4 separate regions of the Homo sapiens genome follow, and regions 2, 3 and 4 are each linked to region 1. Evidence: chromatin loops called from intact Hi-C (ENCODE). Cell type or tissue: endothelial cell of umbilical vein. All regions are shown on one strand. Region 1 holds the start of LOC107984128 (a long non-coding RNA gene). Region 2 has its middle 2.6 kb from the start of HMX3. Region 3 overlaps GPR26 (G protein-coupled receptor 26). Region 4 overlaps CPXM2 (carboxypeptidase X, M14 family member 2).

Region 1 (2,500 bases):
GCTGCTTTGAGCTGCTTCCAGTGGTCTTGGTTGGAAAGAATGGACTGCCTAGGATGGAGGGGGAGTGGGGTGGGGTGGGGAGGTGGGGGCCTGCACAGAACCTGGGGGAGCAAACCCTGGCCTCAGACATGAAGTCTGACAAAAGAGCCTTGTGTGGTGTAGGGCTCAGAGTCCAGTTTCTTGTGCTGAGAACCAAGTGGAGGATCGCGTGTCTGCCTACCCGCCCCATGTCCCCCCACCCCATCCCCCCACTGAGCGCCCACTGCTTGCATCGGGGCCATCAGGAATAGCAGTGAGGGGGGCTCTGTGGCTCCCTGGAGCTCTCAGCCGCCTTGCATATCTCCAGGGGCTTCTGGAATGGTCTGGATCTGTATACAGTTTCAGGGTTTCCTTGCTTTTCCAGTCTGAGACTGAAACTCATCCTCTAAGCATTTGAAAGAAACAACAGGAAAACTCAATCCTCTTTCCTTCCACAGCACATTTAGGGTGAGAGCTTCACAGCTGAAAATCTCCTTTAAAGAAAACGCGGCCCAAATATGCTGGGAGGAGAAGCCAGTGGATCTAGGAGGGGCCGGCGTTGCCGGCTCTGTCTCTGGGCTGACAACCTGGTTTCAGTATTGGTAAGTGGGTCAACCCCAGCTCCAGCGGCTCCTCCTCACCTCTGCCGATTGAGGGCCACTGCAAATTTCAAGCAGAATAAAAGAGTATTCTGAGGGCCACTGCAAATTTCAAGTAGAATAAGAGTATTCCACAGTTAAAGAAAATTTTATATATCTATATCCATCTCGCACAGATTACGTACTAGGCCTTCGTCTAAGCACTTCTTAATTATTAACTCATTCAGTCCCATTTTACAGATGACAAAACTACCAAGTGGAGAACCAAGGTCACGTTGCTACTAAATGGCAGAGCCAAGAGTTGAGGCCAGGCTATCTAGGTAGGACCAGGACCCAGAGTGGAGGGTGGGCCCAGGGCTGCCAGGTGGGCTCAGCGGGCCTGGAGCTGGTTTGAAACACAGGCGCTGCGGTGACCAAGTGAGCTGGCCCTGAAGGGCAGCGTGAGGGAAGAAGCCAGACCCCCCAGCCAGAGCCCCAGCCCTCAAGGGACAACTTGGCCAGGACAAGCTACTGGAACAGGCCAGGGCCCTTTTGGCGGGGAAGGGAGAACTGGACCACCCGGCCGAGAATTCCAGAGACTTTTCTCACTGATGGGAAGAAAACTGGGTCCCGGTAGGGGCCAGTGGGGAACGGGGCTTTGAAGGAACTCAGGACTCAGGCGTCCTTGGGATCATCTCGGCAAACTGCAGGTCTCCGGGGAGCCGCTCCGGTGCATTCCCAGGTCCAGCCTGCCCCCTGCTGGCTGTGTCGGGGAACCAAACACAGGCGTCAGCCTCATCGTGCAAAGGTGGACTTCTGAGTTCTCAGATACCCCCGTGAAGCCCACGCTAATAAACTGGGAATGACACGTCACAAAATCAGTTATAGAGTGCTGCTGATACAGTCATCATTCATTCTAACCACGTATTTAAACCGAGAAGATTGCATGTATGTTCTGCCTGTCAAGGAAACCATGGCATAAATTGTGTAAAATTTGTGTGCAGCATATTTTTGTCAGAAGTGGGGCAGAGAGGAGAGTGTTTAGGGGCTGGAGGTTAAAGTGCTGGAATCCAGGTCACCTCTACCCCAGTATACTCAAATGGTTGACTCAGGGCTTCAATGAAACACTCAACAATCGGAACGGGGAGTTTCAATCCTGCTAAGAAAACAGTCTATTTCCCTTCTGCTAATTTCATTAAATCAGTCTAGTATTTTTCAAAGCCTTTTGGCAGTTATCATAAAACAGACTCTCTGATCCCATAGGACAGTGATAGAGGATCATAAATCCAGCTGATTTGCATCTTTTAATGACCCAAACTTAATCACCCATAAAATCCCAGCCTCCAGCCAGACTGGCTTCCAGTTCGTTGCTGTTATTTGAGTATTTGCAGTAGAAAGTTTAATTTTGCTTTCACCTGGCCAGGACCCTGGGCTCACACCCACCATGTGCTAGCATCTGTAGTAAGAACAAATTTTGCAGAACAAAGCAGGTGACAAAACAGGTATTATTTTTCTATAACAGGACTTAATATGAGAGTCCAGCCCCCATTCACCAAATAACAACAAATGTCATCTAATCACTTCTGGGAATGGCTTGGTGATGCCTTAGTCTCTTTGCAGCTCCAGGTACACTTTCCCCTTCCTTGGTATCATCCACTCCTAAGGATTAAAGTGCCATCCACCTGCAGTTGCCTCCTGTTTCTCCCCACAGACCAGATCCCTCCTGTGCTCCAGACTCACCCAGCTAAAAGAGAAATGCCATTTCCATCCACACCGCTTCCCTCTGAGCCTTCCCTGTCTCCATGACTCAGGTCCAAACCAGGGCATCTTTTTGAGTCCTCTTTCCCTCACACCTAATCCAACCTTCAGTACAACCTGTGGGGTCTACCTCCCAAATAAAGCCC
Region 2 (2,500 bases), 830 kb before region 1:
AGGAGGTGGGCTGTGCCAGGAAGCTGCTCCAAGGAGAAGGACCGTAGTATGGCTATGGAGGGAAGGAAGCAGCCTTCTCTTAGATGAAGTACTGAAAAATATGGAAAGCTCCCCTCCTTTGGGAAGCGCCTTGCTTACTGACTTGTGTGTGTGCACAAACGTGTATGTGCTTTGTGTGTGTGGTGGGCCTGGGGCAGGTGAGAATGCCATGCCAAGCACTCCTGTATCAGGCCTCATGCTTTTGTGTAAAAGTTGGGTGTTAATCACTGGCATTCTCCAGTCCCCTTCTGCCCTCTTGGCTCCTTGTCCCAAGGGTGGGTGGTGTAGAGACCCGCTCTCACAGCCCATCTGCCTGAGATTAGCCTGGGAAAGGTCCCCCAAAGGTCCTATTCCTTGGGCTCCTTTAGGTTTTGTAAAATGCAGCATCAAAAGATCTCAGATTTCATTAAACTCTTTAAAAACAGCTTTTGGGTATGATCAGGCTATCTGAAGGTCCCTAATCAAGTGGGCCAATTCTCTGTAAGGGAACTGTGAATCCATTCATTCATTCATCCATTCATTCATTCGTCTCACTCAGGCATTCAGGCATTAATACAAGCGTTTCCTGAGCACAAGCATTTCCTGAGCACAAGCGTTTCGTCCGCTGATCGGCCGGCGGCGCTGAGTCCTGGGAAGACGAATGAGGCAGGCCCGTTCCCTCCTTCCCTCCCCGAGTCCTTCCTGGAGAACACCTAGCCTGAGGTTAGGACCGGCACCTAAAGGATAGAACGAGACGGGGACCACAGAATGGGCCCTAAAACAGGCAGGAAAAGCGGGAAGGAGGATGACAGGCAGGCGAGACCACTTCCTGTCGTGGCCAGGTAGAGATCAGCAGAGATCTGAAGGCGATTTCACCCACTTCTTCTCCCGGGATCCAGAGAAAAAATGCTTTTGTTTTCTAACTGCGGCGGCGAAGGGCGAGACCTCAATGGCTTTTAAACGTCCTGCGCCGGGACAGCGGTTTCTCCAGCGGAACCTGCAGGCTTGGTTCAGAGGCTGTCCCATAGAGGGCGCTGTCTGCCTGACTTTGAATGGAGTCGTGAGCGCAAGAACGCTGGCAACACCTCTCGCCAGACGGCGAGTAAAGGGCTGAGTCCGCGCCCAGACCCGACTCCCACCAGCTTTCTCGAAGGGGAAGGGAAAGATCTACTCAATACATCCCGCTTTTCAAGCCCAGCAATCCCTAAAACTGAGAGGATGGGCTGAGAGTGCTGACACTGGAGAAGCTCCTCTCCCGGGCCAAACACAAGCACATAACAGCGCCCCTGCGCGCCCCTGGGAGGGGAGTCAACCGGAGAACTTGGGGCGACAACCGGAAAGCCGGGATCCGGTAGCCGCACAGCAGGGATGCGGGCGGCTGTCCCGGACTCTTCTCCCGCCACACTGGGCCTGTCCCCTCCCCATCTGAGTCTAGCGCTGGAGTTGTGATCAGCCACGAGTCCCCCTCCCCAGACTGAACCCTCAGCATTCCCAGTTTAAAGTCGACTTTCGTGCGTCAGAACTCTAGCCAAGTTTGCATGCGTCTGCGCTGAATGGCGAAGCTCCCAAAACACACAGGCATACACGCCGGGGTCTCTCCACGCATACTCGGCCGCGTGGCAGGCTGTGTGCAGGCGGTGCCCACCCAACCCTCATAGACCTACGTGCATCGAGCTATTTCTGCGGTTGGGGGAAAATGACCTCTGGGTATCCAGCAGCGATTGGGCGACCTAGGCCCAGTTTCCTCCTCTCTGGGCGCGGGTTTCCACTTACAAAATCCAAGTATGAGACCCACCCTGCTGGGGTCTCAGGGCAGTGATCCGTTCCAACCCAGATTTTGGATGGCGTAGCGTTTTGCATTCCAGTAAAGCCCTGTGTAAACTCAAGGGAGTAATAACAGTAATTGTTTATGGAAGCGCCATTTACGTTTCCAGATTTCCAAAGCAAAAATGGGGTTCGCTGCTGTAGATGAATGCAGAAAGAAACATTACATATGCCCGTCGAGATTTGGTGGGGGAGGGTCTGACGCCCCAGGACCGAAAAACAAAATCTACCTCTCAAGTGGGGACCCCACACGATCACGTCTGCCAATGCAGGGCGGCCTTGAATTAGGCGAGGCTCAATCTAACGAAAAAGAAAGCGGTGGGGAGGTGAAGGGATCCCAAAAAGCCCTCGTGTGCGGGAGCTTCACCAGGGTGGAAGAGGGTGAGGCCAGTTTGTCACCTTTCTCTGATAAGAAAGCTGTCTCTCGGGAGGGGACCTCACAAACAATTCTGATTTACTTGATGCTTAAATCATGAGTCTTAAATGTCTGCCTCATGGGCTTCTCGTGCGAACCGGGGAGCTGTTTTTAAAGCCAGTGGAGTGGAATGTCCTTTCACTAAGCCGTTCTGCAAAGGTCCAGTGTGGTTCTCTAAGGACTTCGCTGCCGTCGAGACGCGCAGCGGATGCCGCTGCTTGCCGCGGCGGAGGAAGCTACGCC
Region 3 (2,500 bases), 280 kb before region 1:
TTCAGGCTCCCAAGCATATGAGAGGAGACATAGCCACAGTCCCCCACAGGGTCAGAGGGCAAAGGTAGACAGTGGTGCTGAAAATGGGATGCTAACTAGAGGGTCCTCAGAGTGGACTCCTTGAGAGCCTGTTCCAGAAAGGGGCATTTCTGTGGAGAATCACACTCCACCAGCTTCCTCCTCCTCCTCTTCGCCAGCTCTACAGCCCAAAGAAGGCTTAAGTATAACCAATTAAAGATAGAAGCACTGAGTTCCAGCTCAAGCTCAGTTCTTTCTGTACCTGGGTCCTCACCTGGCCAGATCCCCAAGCTGAGAGCCACCACCGCCTTCTATCTGCAGGTACTCCAGGTAGAATACAGGTACTAGACCCCCAGTCAGAGGGGAGTACAGGTGCTGCACCTTCCATGGCCACTGACTTGCTGTGTGATATCTGGCAACCCCTTTCCCTCTCTGGGCCTCAATTTTTTCATATGACAGTGGGTGGAGGAGACAGTGTTATATGATCTCCAGACTCTCTCCCAGCTCTGTGGGTCTTTTCTATTTCATGTTAATGCTGGATAATGTCCAAATATGGCCAAGGGTGCTGGACACACTTGAGAGAGTAAATGGCCTGATTTGGGTGGAGGGTAGAATTCTGTTGAAGGCTTTCCCTGACCTCATAACATGGTATTAGCACCCTTGCCTGGAGCTGTCTGGTGGCACCGAGAGGACTCTAAGATACATGGGCTGTGTCTTTCCTTGCCCTCCCCCAAAGAATGAAGGTCCCTTTAGGATCACCTGACCGCGGCTATTGTCAAAGACCACCAGGATCCGAACCCAGGGAAGAGGCCTTCCTTGCCAGCATTCTTTCCTGTGCATGACATACTTTGAGCTTTGCAAAATGTTTTCAAAATTGTTCTGAGCCCTTCCTTCCATGCAACTTCCTTAGGAACACAGAGCCAGGATCGGAAGCAAACAATGGGACCAGACTCTTCTAGTTAAAAGATCATTGAGACGATATTGTCCCACCTTTTTGTTTTTCACATGAGACATGCAGGTCCAAGGAGTGAACAGAGATGCCCAGGACCATATGACAAGTCAGCAGCAGAGTTGGCGCCAAAGCCAAGACAGCCAGCTATTAGCTAATAGCTGGGTTCTCAGTGCAGCTTGGATTTCAGAGTCAGACGGACCTAGGTTCAAATTCTGCCTTTACAATTACTGGCCATGTGACCTTGGGCAAAGTATCTAACCTCCTGGGACATCTGTTTCCTTGCATGTAAAACAGAGATGGTCATATCTCCCAGGGCTCAGCAAAACCACATATGGAAAGTGCTTAACACAGTGTGTAGAATAAAATACAGCCTGATGAATGTTCACCATCATCATCATTGGTGTAAACTGTTATTGTTATTTGAGGAGGCAGTCTCAGATAAATTGAGGGTTGGGCTGCGAAACCGTGGTCTGCAGGGCACAGACAGGCCCTGGCCCATGGCCACTCCCAGCGGTGCTTAGCTATGTCCTCATTAACAGCTTCCCTGTCTCTCCACAGGCTAGTGGAGCTCTTCTCCACGGTGCCCATCGGCTCCCACTGGGGGGTGCTGTCCAAGTGCTTGGCGTACAGCAAGGCCGCATCCGACCCCTTTGTGTACTCCTTACTGCGACACCAGTACCGCAAAAGCTGCAAGGAGATTCTGAACAGGCTCCTGCACAGACGCTCCATCCACTCCTCTGGCCTCACAGGCGACTCTCACAGCCAGAACATTCTGCCGGTGTCTGAGTGAAGGACCGCGCTCCTGCTGAAGAGTTTAGAATGAGGCAGCGGTGAGAAGAAGGGTGGGAGGGCGTGGGGGCCCCTGGGTGGACACCACCAGCCACCAGTCCCTGGCATGCCCAGTGATCCTGGTTCCCTGGCTTGTAGGGGCTCCAGAGCCTGCTTCCTGGTTCCTCAAGGGCAGATATTGGACACTCCTTATTTGTCACCAAAGGATGACTGTAGGCCGTGTGCTGGCCTTTCTTTCTAAGAAGCTGCTTTGAGCTCCTGGACTCACCTGAGGCTCCCTGGGGGATGACACTCAGTTCTGTCACTGTCAAGGATGCAGAGAGCTGGTGGTAGGTGGGAAGCATGGTGTCCACCTGCCTGCTGACCACTGGACGCTGCTCCATGCTGAAGAAAAGTGACAGTCTCCAGGGGACATTTCAGCCATGCTGAAAGGGAGGCTGGCAGTGGTCATTTGGCCCGGATCTAACATGGCACCTCGTCTCCACAGGGTAGTGGTGGCTGCTTCAACCCAAATATTATTCAGCTGGTACTAACGACATTGTGCCCAGCTGGGACTCTTGGGCTCTGTGCCTGAGGGAAAATGTTTCACAACTAGTGGCTGCCCAATTGCTGCTGACCAGTTGTCTTAGAAATGGTCAATTGGATTCAACTTTAGTCCTCTCCTTCCCCCTAAAAGCGAATGTTTGTGTGTGCAGACAATCTTAGCATGAAAATGGTTTAAATAGGCTGGTCCTACATGTA
Region 4 (2,500 bases), 210 kb before region 1:
CTGCTGTTGCTGAGTGATCCAGGGGCAGCCTTCTGCTGTCCTGACGTGGTACGGCCACTTCATATTTGGTTTATAAAACCCTGGGTCTTACAATTTCTTTTCTTCCACAGCAAAGAGAGTTGGAATAAGATGTCAGCACTGCCTTTTAGAGATCATCCTCTGACCCTCAGATTATCCAAGTTCCTAGAATTTTGTACCCTCCATTCAAAAGGGAATCACGCGTACTAACCCTGACTAGTTAACACCATGAGACACTCATCCCTTCCAGTGAGTGGGAGCTGAGTCTCCCTGAAGCATTTCATCTAATGACAGCATCAAGAAAATACAATTTATGTGAGGAATGATGGAGTTAAATGACAGAGCTAATACAAGAAAGCTATTAAGAGAGTGGCATATAGGAGATGCCCACGTTTATTGTTACTGTTATTCTTATCCTACCCTTCACATTACAGACACCTGAGTCTTCCTAAGACATCACGCTCAGTGATTTCCTGTGCTTTAATGGAAAAAGTGCATCCTCTCTGGCCAGTCCCAACCCACCCCTCCAGCTGTCCTCTTGCTGCTGGTCCCTTCAAACTCTCCACTCCTCCACAAGTCACCCAGTCTACAGCTTCTCCCTCTCCGGAGCAGCCTGGCTCCCTCGCTCCCTGGCCCCTCTGCACTCATGGACACAGGCCACATTCCACCTGGTCTGAGAGCTAAGCTGCCTGCAGATGCAACAACTCCATGGAGACAGAGCTGCTTCCTCAACTCCTTAGAAACTTCCACTGTGCCTGGAGGCCAGCTGGTGGCTGCACAGCCATCCTGTGAAAGGGACAGCGAGCAACCAGCAAGCACAGGCTGAAAACCTCCCTTCCAAGGGTCTCTTGAAAAGTGGGAAATTTAGAGGAAGGAGACTGTAATTTGGCTCTGAGTAAGACATTTCTGGCAGTCATTTCATGATTGTAACCCAAGTAAAATGCCTAAAAAAATGGGTATTTCTTACCAAGAGACAGTCTGCACACATTTGCAGTTACCTGTTCGGATGTCATGGTTAATGCCTTCTACGGAGATAATGGCGTTTGGGATTCCTTTTCCATGTGAATCTCTCACCAAGCCTTTAATGCCACGATGAACCTGCTCAGCAAACATGAGACACAGGGTGAGGTCACCGACCAGCTCTGGACACAACCGGCACAACAGAGTGGGCTGTCAACCCACCATTGGCCGGTTCCCACCAAGAACTCACACAGCACCACGTCTTGCTCAGAAGGCTTGGAACCGAAAAGCAGTTCATTGCTCACTGCATTGTTGGGTTCAATTAACAAGGGCGAGGTCTTAATGTAAGAAAAGTGAACTTATTTCTGAAGCTAGCATTAGGGAAGCATCCTGCTTTAAAATGTGCCACTTATCCTTTGGAGCAAAAAGCTGATACTTTTATAAGGGGAGGGGGCTAGTGAGCAAGGGCAGCGGTCCCCCTGCTAGCCTGGTGTCTTATCTACCAGATAGTTGAGCTGGCACCTTCCTGGGCAGAAATAAGTTGTAGAAGTAGCCAATGGGCATGCTTTCGGCATGCCCTCTGAGGCCAGCCCCTGGAGGTGGGTGGTCTGCCTTGGAGCACAGATGAGCTTGTCCTGCAGGGAATGTCTGCTGAGGGGGAAGTGACAGGTTATTTTGCATTTCAAAAAGGGCTAAGTGGGAAGCAGGGGAAAGGAGAAAGGAGGAAAGAAGAGAAAAAAGCCAGTTAAATTATCTCTTAGAAAAATAGGAGTCCTCCAGTTATAGGATTGCCTGGCTCTGTGTGGATTTGGAATGTAAACTTCTGCATTTCTTTTGGGTTCTTGCACCAGAAAGTCTTCCATTAGAATGTCCAGAGGCTTAAAAAATATTAGGATCTGAGACGGTTCACAGAAACACATTTACTAAAAACTGAAATTTAATTTTTATAGGCACATTTATTTTGACTTTGTGGGACTTGCTGACTTAAAAGTCAGAGGGAAAAGAAACAATTCAAAGAAACCTTCCTATAGATGACAACTCCATGCATAGACCCTTCCAATGACTTGTGTCATGCGATGCACTCAAACCTTATGCCTCAGTTTCCCCACCTGTAGAATGATGTGCCAATCCAAGGTGACATTCCATCATTACCAATGACTTTACGCATATTTCGAGGACTGGGCATTTTATCCATAGGAGGCCCTTTGGCTATGGCATCATTACTTAAGACTGATCAGGTTGTTACAGTCAAGTCTTTCTCTTTACAGGGATGCAAAAGAAAAAGGGCCTTCTCTTACAAAATTCCAGGGTGGGAACAGGAATTCCTTGAGTGAGAGGTTCCCCAAAGAAGGAAAAACAGACTCACACCCTTCTGTGCCAGAGCAGCTCACCGGGGGCTGGGTATCCCAAGACCATCATGGGACAGAGTCAGATGCTAAATCCTGGTGCCAACCTCTGCCCCCTGTGCAGAAGTGCAGCCAAAAGTGCCAGCCAAAGCCATGGGCTGAATGTGCCTTCTGAC

The links. A loop is a pair of places that touch in the nucleus more often than their neighbours do. Peaks named below come from ENCODE experiments on the same cell type or tissue, not always from the same donor. Only the 100,000 strongest peaks of a DNase experiment are listed, where the experiment ranks them.
Region 2: a loop joins it to region 1, with 4 times the contacts of the local background. A loop is called at or near these places in 14 of 110 quality-filtered maps.
Region 3: it touches region 1 in a loop (4-fold over the local background); 2 of 110 quality-filtered maps call a loop at or near these places.
Region 4: a loop joins it to region 1, with 2.3 times the contacts of the local background. A loop is called at or near these places in 11 of 110 quality-filtered maps.

What each region holds. Positions count from the first base shown.
Region 1 is chr10:123,966,506-123,969,005 of GRCh38, forward strand. LOC107984128 (a long non-coding RNA gene) reads right to left here and starts at 240. Exons shown (of 3, transcript XR_001747628.2): 1 at 1-240. RefSeq lists an enhancer at 1-113. In endothelial cell of umbilical vein, a CTCF peak has its summit at 1,364 (motif pointing left); a DNase peak (open chromatin) is centred at 1,346.
Region 2 is chr10:123,132,119-123,134,618 of GRCh38, forward strand. No RefSeq gene overlaps it. Among named protein-coding and RNA genes, the nearest start is that of HMX3, 2.6 kb to the right of the region's middle. RefSeq lists enhancers at 719-828, 895-1,189 and a silencer at 1,269-1,358. In endothelial cell of umbilical vein, a CTCF peak has its summit at 1,036 (motif pointing right); a DNase peak (open chromatin) is centred at 1,083; H3K4me3 peaks cover 265 bases; H3K27me3 peaks cover 2,222 bases.
Region 3 is chr10:123,686,401-123,688,900 of GRCh38, forward strand. GPR26 (G protein-coupled receptor 26) reads left to right here. Exons shown (of 3, transcript NM_153442.4): 3 at 1,529-2,500. The coding sequence ends at 1,760. Among named protein-coding and RNA genes, the nearest start is that of GPR26, 21 kb to the left of the region's middle. In endothelial cell of umbilical vein, no CTCF peak of the experiment used is centred here; no DNase peak of the experiment used is centred here.
Region 4 is chr10:123,753,647-123,756,146 of GRCh38, forward strand. CPXM2 (carboxypeptidase X, M14 family member 2) reads right to left here. Exons shown (of 14, transcript NM_198148.3): 13 at 1,017-1,116. Among named protein-coding and RNA genes, the nearest start is that of CPXM2-AS1, 22 kb to the right of the region's middle. In endothelial cell of umbilical vein, no CTCF peak of the experiment used is centred here; no DNase peak of the experiment used is centred here.